Regions from separate parts of the Homo sapiens genome. Here region 1 is linked to region 2. Evidence: chromatin contacts called from ENCODE Hi-C or POLR2A ChIA-PET data. All regions are on one chromosome and are shown on one strand. The core of a region is the stretch at or near the end of the contact, and the rest is flanking DNA. Distances in the headings are between cores, read along the strand shown. Region 1 has its middle 130 kb from the start of MIR4786. Region 2 overlaps HDAC4 (histone deacetylase 4).

Region 1 (6,949 bases), core at 3,720-6,219, 470 kb after region 2:
TCTTGGGTCTGTGTAGAGTCTCAGAAGGTGTCCACCACCTCCCTCCTCCCTCCTCCCTGTGTGGGCGCTGCTCCCTCCCCAGAGACTGGGCCAGCCTTGGAGACTGACTCGGTCGATGGCGAGTGGTGGGAGTGGCTGGGCAGTGACTAGGCTCCGGCCCTTTCTTCCCCTGAGACAGTCGCCCCTGCCATCTCTCGCTGCTGCCTGGCGTGCCCTACTGTCCTGTGGATGGTTTCCTTTGGGGCAGGGGCACTCGACTTGTCAGTGTCTTGTGTTTGGCCCTGGCCCAGTGATCCTGCAGGAAACCAACAAAAGCCATTTCCGTCCGGGAGACTTTTCCCTCAATGCACATCAGATCACCTGGAGTCAGCATCCCCTGTGACTATATGAAACAGGGGGATAGAGCAAACATGTTTTCACTTAAGGGTTTTAATGAGATCCCAGCTCATTAGGTGTTAATCAGGGCTGTTTGAGAAGGCACCAAGCCACAGTGTGAGAAAGCCTCCTTCACAATCTGCCCTTCACACATTTTTTTTTTTCGAGACAAAATCTCACTCTGTTTTCCAGGCTAGAGTTTAATGGTGCAATCACAACTCACTGCAGCCTTGACCTCCCAGGCACAAGTGATCCTCCTGCCTCAGCCTCCAGAGTAGCTCAGACTACAGGCAGACTCCACTATGCTTGGCTAATTATTTTTAAATTTTTTTGTAGAGAGAGGGTCTCGCTACATTGCCCAGGCTGGTCTTGAACTCCTGGGCTCAAGGGATCCTCCTGCCCTCGGCCTCCCAAAGTGCTGGGATTACAGGTGTGAGCCACCACACCTGGCCCCTTAACTCTTCCATGTCATCTAGAACAGAGCTTGTGGGGCTGCAACATGCTCACATGCCCCAGGGACTGTGCTGAAATGAGAATTCTGACCCAGGAGCCATGGGGTGGGGCCTGAGGGCCTACATTTCTAACAGCCTCCCAAGTGATGCTGATGCTGCTGGTTCCTGGACCACACATGAGCAAGCTGGGATCTAGATGTGCCTTTGCCCTCACGGGCAGCAGGGGTGTGAGCCGTGCGCACTTCCCGGAGAGGGGCCTGTGGAGTCACGTTCTGGCAGCACCGTCCTAGTCTTGATGAGACTGCCACTCTCCTGCCTCCTGTCTCCCATGCTTCTCACCCCTTCGAGTCGGCTCCCTTTCTTCTCTCTTCTCTCCATCCCATTAGAACCCTTGGCTCCATTGAGAGGTGCTCTCACTAAAGGACTCCTGCTGTTGACTTGAGGGTGGCCCTGGGGCCAGGCTGACCCCTCCATCCCATGGGGCAGGGAGTCATCAGAACGTCGGTCCTGGTCCCAGCTCTAGCTCCAAGTGGGAGCAGATTCCTGCTGGGCCGCCTGCTCCACGGTCTCCCAGCCTGTGCTTGTAGGGCTCCCAGGTGGGACCCTCTTACTGATCTCTCAGGGAGCTGCAACCATCCAGGGAACCACACGCCTAGAAAGACCCCATAAAGCCTCGTGCAAATGCATAACGAATTTCAAAGTCCGGCAATTAGTGGGTTCACGACAGAAGCTCCCTTCAGGTGCTAAAAGGGTAACTGTAGGCTCAGTCTGTGTCCCAGGAAGACACCCTCAGCTCAATGCCATTTAGGAGAAGAACTCTAGCCAGTCCCCTCATGACCCACCTCTTGTCAACAAAGACAGGAGCTTCTCAGCAGAGGGTGGGTCTGCACTTCCTCAGCTCCCCAAGTCCCAGGAGCTGAGCTGGGCTCAGAAGGAATGAAAGCACAGTTCCAGCTTGGCCAGGACAGGGGCTACATCTCTCAGCTCCCCTCTAAGCCCGAGAGGCCCCCTTGGAGCTCTTCTGAGGGCCTCTGAGCAGACAGCAGGGCTCATCTCTGTGGAGGTCCATGTAGGAACCTCGAGTGGAAATGGCCGTGAGGTTGTAAATAGGGCCAGAGGAGTCTGCTCAGAGCCTTCAGCTAAGCGGAGTTGGCATCCATCGCCACTTTGAACAGGAATCAAGGAATTTCTGACGTTAGGAAAAAGTGAAATGGCTTTAGAATTTGGAAACGCAGAGGCTTTTCTCAGATCTGCTGGCAGTGATACAATAATCTGGTCAGAAGTGAACTATTAACGGACATTCTCGTTAAGCAGAGAGGAATTTCCATGTCACAGTAGAGGCACCTTCTCCCTGCCCCGTGCTGCCTTGGGTTCCAAGCGTTCAATCCCTTCTGTTCCAATGGTCTAATCTTGGCTTTCATCCCTACACCACCCTGCAACTAGAACACACCCGGCTTAGGGAGGGGGTTCATAGGCACTGCCTGCAAGGAGGAACAATCGTCCTCCTGCCCCACCTGGGACAGTCCACGTGCTCCTCAGCCTCGTTTTTCCACAGAGAGAAATACTGAGCTAGACAGAGCTGTGTATGGCTCTGCTGACCAATGAGCAATGTACTTTGGTCTGCACTGAGCCTGGCCTTTCTATAAAATTAAGGGGCCAGAGTGGATGAGGTCAGGAGAGCAGAGTGAGTGCGAACGCTTCGCCTTTTGTGTTATGCCTTTGTACCTCCTTTCACGAGGACACCAACAGCAAGTTCCTGTATGACACACCTTCTCGGATGATGGCTGCAGGTCTGTCCCGTCACGGCACACACGCGGGAATCTGTAGCTGCCCCAATCCTAAAGTGTCCCGTGTTCGAGGACAGTCAGGGGCCCTTGTTATTTTCCATGTTTTGTTTCCTTGCACTCTTTTTTTTTTTTTAATCCTAGCAGCAACTTCCAAATGTGCTGCCATGAAAAGCCCTGCTCCTGCCTTTGAGCTGTGTCTAATCTACTGTGCTTCAGGAGAGCAGGTGAGCAGATGTGTGTACTTTGTGTGTGGAGCAGAAGGAGTGGGCTTCCAGGGAGGGTCTTCAGGGCTGGCCTTCCCAGTCACATGCGGAAGTGTAGTGCGTGGGGAACCCTTTGCTTTTGCATCTTGGTTCTCGGCGGTGCTCATAGGAAAAGGTACTCCAGCGTGGCCACCTGTTTCTGTCCTGTTGTTATCAGCGCCCTTGTCTAGAGTAATGACAGACATCCACGAATGTCACTTCTGGAAATGACCCTGAAAACCAGGCCAAACTCCGTCCCAAACACACAGACGCAGTCACACACACACCACTCAAAATTCCAAAATCAATGACACACCAAAATATATGTTACAATGGTTCTTTTGAGTGCATCGCCATGTTCTAGCCCCTTTTGCACTCCCAAGAAACCCCGAAAATAAGGCCCACAGGCCACCAGGGACAATTCTTTTTTTTTATTTGAGACGGAGTCTCGCTCTGTCATCCAGGCTGGAGTGCAGTGGCGTGATCTCGGCTCACTGCAAACTCCTTCTTCCGGGTTCACACCATTCTCCTGCCTCAGCCTCCTGAGCAGCTGGGACTACGGGCGCCTGCCACCACGCCTGGCTAATTTTTTGTAGTTTTAGTAGAGACGGGGTTTCACCATGTTAGCCAGGATGGTCTCGATCTCCTGACCTTGTGATCTGACCCCGTCGGCCTCCCAAAGTGCTGGGATTACAGGCGGGAGCCACCCTGCCCAGCTCACTGGGGAAACGTCTACTGGAGGAACGTCAACCTTAGCTTTGGACATCTTGGTCACGTTTGCGCCCCACGCCCTGGCTACCCATTCTCCTGCCATGTCCATCCTTGACTGTCCAAACACGAGCTCCCCATTTTCCAGCTAAGGAGATGGAGGCAGAGAAATGTTAAGAGAAAATTGCAAACAATTGTCAACAACTTTCTGAATGAATGTGAAGGACTCTGAATTGTTAAAACTGCCTGGGCCTGGCCTTGCTACATTGTCTCCAGGCCGTCCAGGGCCCGGGGCCACCGTCACTGCTGCATGCTCAGGCATATCTCAAGGGAAGGCCGGGCTGCCCAGAGCCCCTGCTGAGGCCAACACATCATCCCCACAGGCCCGGGTGACGGGTGCCTTCAGCTGCTGGAGGAGCCCTGCCATTCCCAGGAGGAGGGCGTCAGATCTGCCGCCGGCACACGCAGAGCACCCTTCCCAGGCACTGATGGCACCTGCTTTCCGAGTGCCTCTCTGAACCTGTGCCCCTGAGGGAGCCCTTTAAACACAGCCTCTCCCACACTCCCCACCCCTGTCCACGGTCCTGCACGCGCCACTCAGACTTGGCCTGAAGTCCCTTTCTCATAGGCTTTCCCTGGCCAACTTTTTTTTTTTTTTTTTTTTGAGACTGAGTCTCACTCTGTGGCCAGGCTGGAGTGCAGTGATGCAATCTCAGCTCACTGTAAGCTCCGCCTCCTGGGTTCAAGAGATTCTCCTGTCTCAGGCTCCCAAGTAGCTGGGATTACAGGTGCCTGCCACCACGCCTGGCTAATTTTTGTGTTTTTAGTAGAGATGGGGTTTCACCATATCGGCCAGGCTGGTCTCGAACTCCTGACCTTGTGATCCGTCCGCCTCAGCGTCCCAAAGGGCTGGGATTACAGGCGTGAGCCACCAGGACTGGCCCTTGGCCAATTTTTTAAACAGTCATCTCTCCCCTGCTGCCCCTTCCCAGGTTGGCTTCCTTCCTGGCACAGCCGTTCCTGGAATTCAGTATTAATCGTTCACTTGTTTCCACATTCCCACATACTTCCTCCATTTTTAAAGCGGGCATGCTGAGGCCCAGAGCATTTTAAACAGCCCGGCACGAATGCAGAGGCCTCTGATTCACCCCCATTTCCCATCCTTTTCCCCACGCTGCCTCGCTGTGAGGCAGTGCTCTGTTTGGAGACTCCTAGGCTAAACCTGGAGCACAGGCCTTCTCGTCTGACCTCACTGTTATCTCCCTCTCTCAGGCAAGAGGCTGCCCGCCCGGCCTGGACCCCCGCCACCCTGCCCCCGTGTCTCAGCAGTTCTTCTGTCTTTCTGGCCCTGCCTGAGCAGTTGATGGTGACAGGGGAAGGCCCAGTCAGGTTTGCTCCCCACTGGGACCAGTGCCCCGTCCACGAGAGCCCTTGTCTGGCCACCGGGGAGAGATGGCTGCCTTCCCTGCTGGCCATCACAACCCAGCTCCTGTGTGGAAACGTGTTCCACAAAGGCTGAGAGAGTCTTGCTGCTTATTTTCCCCTGTAGTGCCTCTGAAGTGTCATTACTCTTACACTTGTTTACACAAGGCACCTCTCTCAGACGTGCCAGTCAGGGTTGTTGAGGGGGCTCTGGCCATTTTCAGACCATGAAGGGCCCTGAAATCCAAGCTGATCCTCACCAATGAGAACTGTAAAGGCCTAAGATCGCAGCAGAAAGAGAACATTTGGCAAGCCAGTGTTAAAATTCTCAAAACAAACTTACGTATTAGTTAATGCAGCCTGTCACCATAACGACTAAACAGCACAAAAACAAACCATGAGCACACAGATTTATTACTGTGCAAGGTTTAGCTGATATCATTCCAGAGGTATATTTTCCACTTTCAGTTATAATAAAACAATCTTTTTAAACTAATTTAAAATTCAGCACGAGAGCACGATCAGGCGCACATCTCCACACACACAAGCTGAGGCCACAAGTGCATGAAGCCCGCATGTCTGCCTGCGGCTCCGTGACGTGGACCCAATGCCGTCATCCATGCACACACAGGCTCGCGGGAGGCAGAATCACAGGCACGGGCTGCGGCTCAGCCTGGCAGGCAGAAGGCTTTCAAGGAGCCCTGTCAGGGGTCAGCTCAGGTGCGTGGTGGGCTCAGGTGTGTCCGCTACACAAGCGTGTCCGCTGCACAGTCGTGTCCACTGCAGCTGGCCTCCCTCCTGGCATGGGAGGTGCTGGTTGTGGCCAACAGTCTTGGCTTTAAATCAAGTCTTAGACTGGAAGCTACCATGAGCAAACACCACCACCTTTCTGAATCTCAGCTTTGTCATCTATAAAATCAGGAAGACAATAGAATCCACATACATCTGGAGTGCCTCATGGCCCTCCAGAAAATAACAGCTCTGGAATGGTGTGAGGCAAACCTTGCACTGTAATACAGTCGTGTGCTAATGGTTGGTTTTGTGCTGTCTGAACACTGCCTTTCCTTACAACACAGACAGACAACCCCCACCATGGCAACATCCAAAGAGCTGAGTATTTACTACTCCCCAGAGGGGTGCCAATTGGGGGCTGCGCTCCCAAATCAAAACAACTTCTTCCTTTCCATTATCTGGATCAGGGGAGACATTTATTTTCTGTGAAGAGGCAGACAGGAAACACTTTAGGCTTTCTGGGCAACACAGCGTCGGTGGGACAACTCACCTCACTGATTCCAGGGCAGTGGGAAAGCAGTCACAGACAACATACAAATGGTGGGAGGACTGTGTGCCAATAAAACTTTATTTTAAAAAGTCAGCCAGATTCAGCCCCAGGTGATCCTCTGCCAACCCCTGATCTGGATCACACAATAACAACCAGAGAGGGCGCAGGGAGCACACAGAGGGAGGACTGGACGCGTGCATGTTTACATTCTCGAGGGGGGACTGGGACATGTGCATGTTTGCATTCTCGAGGGGGGACTGGGACATGCATGTTTACATTCTCGAGGGGGAACTGGGATGCGTGCATGTTTACATTCTCGAGAGGGAACTGGGACGTGTGCATGTTTACATTCTCGAGGGGGGACTGGGACATGCATGTTTACATTCTCGAGAGGGAACTGGGACGTGTGCATGTTTACATTCTCGAGGGAGGAACTGGGATGCGTGCATGTTTGCATTCTCGAGGGGGAACTGGGACACGTGCATGTTTACATTCTCGAGGGGGGACTGGGATGCATTTATGTTTGCATTCTTGAGAGAGAACTGGGACGCATGCATGTTTACATTCTCGAGGGAGGAACTGGGACATGTGCATGTTTGCATTTTTGAGGGAGGAACTGGGACGCATGCATGTTTGCATTCTCGAGGGAGGAACTGGGACGCGTGCATGTTTGCATTCTCG
Region 2 (6,650 bases), core at 468-2,967:
GCGGCCACAATAGTTAAAATAAACAGATTCAAGATCAAATAAAGTTAGAGCAGAACATGAGGACTGGAAGCAATCCCAGAGGAGAGCCTTCTCCCTGGACTCACAGGGTTAACACTCAACAGTGGTCTGAAGCAACTGTATTACCATGAACTCACTCATCACCAAGTCATTGTGGACAGAGACTTTTTAGCTGCTTTTATGTGGATGGGGGTAGCTCAGACTGAACAGAATATTAAGAAATCATAGAATGGCCCAAATGAACACACTGATCTTAAGTTACACACGTTTCCCACAAAATCCTTTTTTTTTGTTTTGAGACAACAGTCTTGCTCTGTCGGCCAGGCTACAGTGCAGTGGCACCATCTCGGCTCACTGCAACCTCACCTCCCGGATTCAAGCGATTCTCCTGCCTCAGCCTCCCGAGTAGCTGGGACTACAGGCGCGTGCCACCACGCCTGGCTAATTTTTGTGTTTTTAGTAGAGACGGGGTTTGACCATGCTGACCAGGCTGATCGCGAACTCCTGACCTCAAATGATCTGCCCACCTCGGCCTCTCAAAGCACGAGGATTACAGGTTTGAGCCACCGCACCCGGCCACTTATTTTGTTTTGAACTAAACATTATCCGTACCTCGCACCAAGATTCCAGGAGCGAGAGGATGCTCAAGTTACCGACCACTGCCTGCTCAACCAGCTTCCTATCGAGAGCATCATCCCGGTGACCATAGACACGTCCCAGCAAATCCACGTCCCAGCAAATGCACTGCTTCCTATCGAGAGCATCATCCCGGTGACCACAGACACGTCCCAGCAAATCCACTGCTTCCTATCGAGAGCATCATCCCGGTGACCACAGACACGTCCCAGCAAATCCACTGCTTCCTATCGAGAGCATCATCCCGGTGACCACAGACACGTCCCAGCAAATCCACGTCCCAGCAAATGCACTGCTTCCTATCGAGAGCACCATCCCGCTGACCACAGACACGTCCCAGCAAATCCACGTCCCAGCAAATGCACTGCTTCCTATCGAGAGCACCATCCCGCTGACCACAGACACGTCCCAGCAAATCCACGTCCCAGCAAATCCACTGCGGGGCTCCTTGACACTGAGAACTTTTCTGGGCAAGACTTTCTCTAGGCACGAACATTCCGGAAGGGAAAGTAAATGACACTGGAGGGACGGGGTAGTGTTAAGTGGGTGGCCAAGTAACAACGTCTGCCTTTCCTGCTGGCCAGTCAAGTCACCAGTATCCTAAGCCCTTAACCACAAGGAAAGACAAGGACAGTTACTTGGAGAACTGTCCTTGGAGGAAAACAAGGGAATGGGAGAAAAAAAAGGAGGCGTAGCTTGTCCTGCCAGCAGGCCCCCGTGGGCTTTCCGTCCACACTCCCGGTTTCATGCCAGGGACTCTGGCTTCAAGGCAGAGGCTCTGTGTCCTGACAAACGCATCCTGCCCTGCCACAGCGCATCCCCTCAGGGAGGGTGTGGAGGGCTGGCCGGGCAAGGGGCGTAAGGCTCCAGGGCCTCCTTTCAAAGGAGAGCCCTTCCAGGCTAAGTCAATCCAGGTTCTTCCCTCAGGCCGCTCACATCATTAGAAATCGTTCTTTAGAGCAATAAAATCCCAACAGTTAAGCAGCTTTGACGTCAGAGAACCAGGGCCTGGCTCTGGCAAAGTTCAGCGGGAACAGCAATAAAACCGTAACACAAAACTCACCCAGCAGCAGAGGACTTTCACAGAACACAGGAGAGGAAAGCCACACACACTGCACTAGAAGGGCACTTCATCAGCAGGGCAAAGCCAAGTCACATGACAAATGTGAGAGGGGGCCCATGGGCGGCTGGACTCCCCCAGCCCGGCCTGCCCAGGGAGTGAGGGCGGCACGGGCACCCACACCAGGCCACACAGGAGCAGGGCCCCCATGCCAGATGGGCAGGCAAGGGTGAGCCAGGCAGGCAAGAGTGAGCCGGGTGGGCAGGGCGAAGGACAGGGCCAGCTAGCAGAGGACGGCACGAGAGACACACGGAGGGAGGGGAGGTGCAGCCAGGTAGGCCCCGAACACCACGTTGCCAGGACTCGGCTCCTCGGCTCAAGGAAAAGGGACAGCGGTTCCGTGGCTGTGCTCTGACACACCTAGAAATTTCCCGCTCAAGAGAGCAAACTGAATCCTTTAGTATTAATGATTTCTCTTCCTCCCAAAACCCACTAAAATGATGAAAAGCAGGATTGGAAAGCACTTCCAGCAATGCCTGGGAGCGGACGGACAGGTGCATCAGCTGACAAGAAACACAGAGGAACTTCCCGAAACTAGAGATCTCTGGGGATGGAGCTGCTTGGGAAGGCACACAAGCGAGTGGGCCTCGCCCAGGAGGGAGGGCACGGTTCTGGGCAAGCCCCATCCCCCGCCTGAGACGTGGGCAGAGGCCGCTGGGCCACCAGCCAGTGTGTGCAGGTGGTGGTATGCACGTGTTGGGCACAAGGGGTCCTGCCTCCCAAGGGACCTCCGGGCGGAAGGGCAGACACGGCAGGGAAAGATGACAGCGGACAGGGCAGAGGAGGCAGCCAGCAGACTTCAGGCCCCAGGCAAACCACCTCAGCTGTACCCCCTGCACAGATGGAGAGCAGAGAATGGGCTGGGCCAAGGGGCAGCCCTGCCCTCACCAGTGCGGCCTGTCTTCAGCCTCCAACCCACTGAGAGAGAGAATGGAGAGGTCGTGGGTGGCAATAAGGCGCACACAACCCAACTCACATGGGCAGGACAGGCCCGGGCAGGCCGGTGATCAAACTGAACCGCAGCGGCTGAAATTCCCACAGAAAAGGCCAAACAAACCCAGCACCCCGCGGTTTCCAGAGCTGAGCCTCAAAGAACCCGGCCTGAAAAGGTTAGAGACAAGCGGATGGAGAAATATTTGTTAGCCAAAAGAAACCAAGGGTAGAAATACCTCATGAAACACTATAAGCTCTCGGTCAAAGAAACATTAAACAAAGAGAAATATATTATATTTTGATAAGAGACCTGATCTACCAAAAGAACAGTCATTAATTTTTAAGCTTTAAAAAAAAACACTGAACTATATAAAGCAAAAAATGGTTATTAATGTAAAAAGAATATTATAAGACTATAATCACAGTAGAAAAATACACTTTTCCAAGAAATCGAGCAGACAGAAAAAAATAAGTAAAGCTATACTGATTTAAATAACTCAACTGAGTTAATATATAATTAAAACAACATATAAAGAAAGGATACATATCCTCCTATATATAAATAAAATATATATAAATGAGAGAACTTTTTTTTTTGAGACGGAGTCTTGCTCTGTCGCCAGGCTGAAGTACAGTGGCGCAATCTCAGCTCACTGCAACCTCTGCCTCCCAGGTTCAAGCGATTATCCTGCCTGAGCCTCCTGGGTAGCTGGGACTACAGGCACACGCCACCACGCCCAGCTAATTTTTGTATTTTTAGTAGAGATGGGGTTTCACTATGTTGGTCAGAATGGTCTCAATCTCTTGACCTTGTGATCTGCCCACCCTGACCTTCCGAAGTGCTGGGATTACAGCTGTGGGCCTCTGCGCCCGGCCGAGAACTTTAAATACAATATTGATACATACATACAGACGTCTTTAGACTGAAACAAAATCCTAAGAGCATACTTTCTCTTCAAATGCCTGCAGAGCATGTACAAATTATGATTATGTGTACACCAAGTCATACAAAAATATGCACCCCCATTAAAATAATCAAGTGTACTCAAACAATAATTTTCCCATAGCACACTGACAAAAATGAGAGAGACTGAACCTACCCAGTGCTGGTACAGCACAAATGAAAAATATGCATCCTCTTACACTGGAATTAGGAAGATCAGTTGGAACGAGGCTTCTGGAGCAATTTGACAGTCAACCTAATGATGTTTTAAGTGCACGGGCTCACTGACCCAGCTTCCACTTCCTGGAATTTGTCTAGTAGTGATACTTAGAAGTTTACAAAATATATGTATAATAATTGTTTGATGCCAATTTGGAATTGGTATAAACACTGCTACAACCACATAAATATCCATTCGCAAGGTATCAAAAGAGCAAGTTATATTTGCACACATACTGATACCAAAAGATGCTTATAACACATTAAAATGGACAGAATGTAAAACACAGGGCCCTGCCTATAGAATTATACTCTATGAAAATGCTCACACACATCACACTATGTTTAGACACAGAAAAAAGATACACTCTCACCCAACAGCAGCCCAGTGTAGGAGGGAGAGAGCCAGCTCCATTCAATGTCTATTTAGACACTTTGAGCCATAGCGCTTAATTTTGTCTTGGAATGATCATAAACCATTTCTTTACATCAGTCAATACATAAACAATTTAACTCAATAAAACTTTCATATCTAAAAAAACCTGGAATCTTGCCCTCTGGAATTTTCAGACAAAGACGATTCCACCCAGGGAAAGATGTGTGTAAGCGTTCCGGCAATCTCAAAGAGAGTGACCCAGACAGACCCTGAGCCTCTCTGCCTCTGCTCTAAGGAGCAGGACCCAGAGCCAAGGCTAACAGAGCCTCAGGTGCCTGTCCAAGCGTCTGTCCAGTGGCCACCGTCTTCTCTCTCATGTGGACGCAAGACAGAAGTCGATGGCTAAGTGCCCTTGAAGGCCACGGTGCGCTGGAAGTGGCAGGAAGCTGGGCAGCACAGGACTGGCTCTGCAGGAGCCCCACACTCAGGCAGGTCGGCGGCAGGCCTCGAGGTTTCATTATGGTGCACGCTCTCGGTGACTTTCCAAGGACAGAAAGTGTGAAGTCGTAAATGGATGGGCCCATGACATGCTTCTGAAGCTCAGAGCAGGACAAGCTTGCTTCCCAATCATGTGGGTCCCCCACCTACCAGCTCTGTGACCTCAGGCAAATTACTTCTTCCCTCCAGGCCTGAGATGATCTGGGGCTGTACTAAATGCTTGTAAAATGCTTAGTGCAGCCCCTCACAGAGGCCCTCAAACACCAGGAGCAACTGTGGCCACGACCTCAGTGGGAACATGAGCTTCTTCCCAGACAGCCCAGACGCCCAGTTGGAGGAGCACTCCCACCCCTCACACAACCCCTCATGAAACAACAAAGACACTGGGCAAGAAACCAGCTCTCCACATCACAACCTGACCTTTCAACATCACCCTTGTCAAAAAGCATCGAGGAAACCTGTGTGCCTCTCAAGTCAGCCTGCAAACCGGGGTCGCAGACTTGACTCCACATCCTCCCAGGTTTTATCATTCTTCTTTCACCAAGAGGAAGAATAAACCATCCATTTTGCACTTTGTGCTGTCAAAAACCAACAGTGACCACTATCAAGAAAAACAAAAGTCTCAAATCCAGAAAGCAAGCTGCAGTCACAAGAACTTCTACTTTGGGCAAAGAAAGCCCCGCTGTGTGCCCAGAGAAGAAATGACCCGGCCTTACCTGGATGGCTTTGGGAGCTCATTGCTAGCAATGTCCACTCCTTTAAGTGATTCGAAATGGCTCAAAATTTCCACGGAAACGATAGCTCCAACGAGCTCCAAACTCCCACCAACACATACAAGTACCGGGACGGTGAGGGCTGGGTCACAGACGTTCAAGCGCCGAGCCTCGCCGGCAAGGTCTCATGAGCCAGGTAACCCACAAGTTGAACAGAGGCGTCCGCTGGCTTCTGCAGATGAACCTGCAAGGTCAGAAGGAGAAAAGAGACTGGAGTTACAACATGGAAGTTCCGATCTGGAAAACAACATCCAACTAGGGAAATGATGACTTCCTCTTTTTTTTTGGAGACAGAATCTTGCTCTATCGCCCAGGCTGGAGTGTGGTGGCACGATCTGGGCTCACTGCAACCTCCACCACCCCTGCAACCCTGGGTTCGAGCAATTCTCCTGCCTCAGCCTCCCGAGTAGCTGGGAACACAGGTGCATGCCACCAGGCACAGCTAATTTTTGTATTTTTAGTAGAAACGGGGTTTTGCCATGTTGGCCCAGGCTGGTCTCAAACTCCTGACCTCAAGTGATCCACCCACCTCAGCCTCCCAAAGTGCTGGGATTACAGGCTTGAGCCACCACGCCCCACCAACTTCCTTCTTTATCCTTGTTCTGACCAAGGACTGATAGAACAGTTCGACGGAATCATTTCTACAAATACGAGCAGTGGGATTTTTGTTAGTAAATCACAGACATGTAAAAATGTCTCCAGAGAGCAGGGTTTCTCAGCCTCAGTACCACTGGGATTTTGGTTTGCGTATTTAGGTGTTGGGGTGTAGGGCTGCCATACACATTATAAGATATTTAGCAGGATCCTGGGCCTCCACACACCAGATGCCAGCAGCATCTTCCAGGTCATGACAACCAAGAATGTCTCCAGGGAGTGCCAAAGGTCCTCTGGGGGATAATATCATCCCCTGGTTCAAAATATCTGATCTAGAGACACCTTCCTTACCCCTTCCAGAAGTTTCTCCAACATTAGGCTTTTGAAAGGAAGCAGAGTATCTTCCAACTAATATAAATTTATTCTGTCATATTAGCTTATGAAATAAATATGAAATAAAATGTTTTAAAAGAAAAATCACTTTCAGCACATTCCCACCACAAAATGTCATTACTGCACGCTTGCATCAGCCTGGATCCA

Evidence for each region. A loop is a pair of places that touch in the nucleus more often than their neighbours do. ChIA-PET counts read pairs that join two places held with the same protein, here RNA polymerase II (POLR2A). Pooled maps may share reads with other maps.
Region 1: a loop to region 2 is called in a map of sigmoid colon, with 3 times the contacts of the local background. The contact joins two enhancer-like sites. A Hi-C loop is called at or near these places in 1 of 168 maps with a recorded cell type or tissue (sigmoid colon) and 1 of 50 pooled maps. POLR2A ChIA-PET finds 5 or more read pairs at or near these places in 1 of 52 experiments (Panc1).

The regions. Positions count from the first base shown.
Region 1 is chr2:239,809,424-239,816,372 of GRCh38, forward strand. No RefSeq gene overlaps it. Among named protein-coding and RNA genes, the nearest start is that of MIR4786, 130 kb to the right of the region's middle. Within about 2 kb of position 4,970, at least 12 of the 41 ENCODE cell types and tissues checked have a DNase peak (open chromatin) inside an H3K27ac peak, as active enhancers do; they include sigmoid colon, where a contact is called at or near this core.
Region 2 is chr2:239,347,219-239,353,868 of GRCh38, forward strand. HDAC4 (histone deacetylase 4) reads right to left here. Exons shown (of 27, transcript NM_001378414.1): 2 at 5,460-5,700. The coding sequence starts at 5,481. It overlaps MIR2467 (microRNA 2467), which reads right to left and starts at 4,586; the gene lies at 4,506-4,586. RefSeq lists a silencer at 5,249-5,442. Within about 2 kb of position 1,718, at least 8 of the 41 ENCODE cell types and tissues checked have a DNase peak (open chromatin) inside an H3K27ac peak, as active enhancers do; they include sigmoid colon, where a contact is called at or near this core.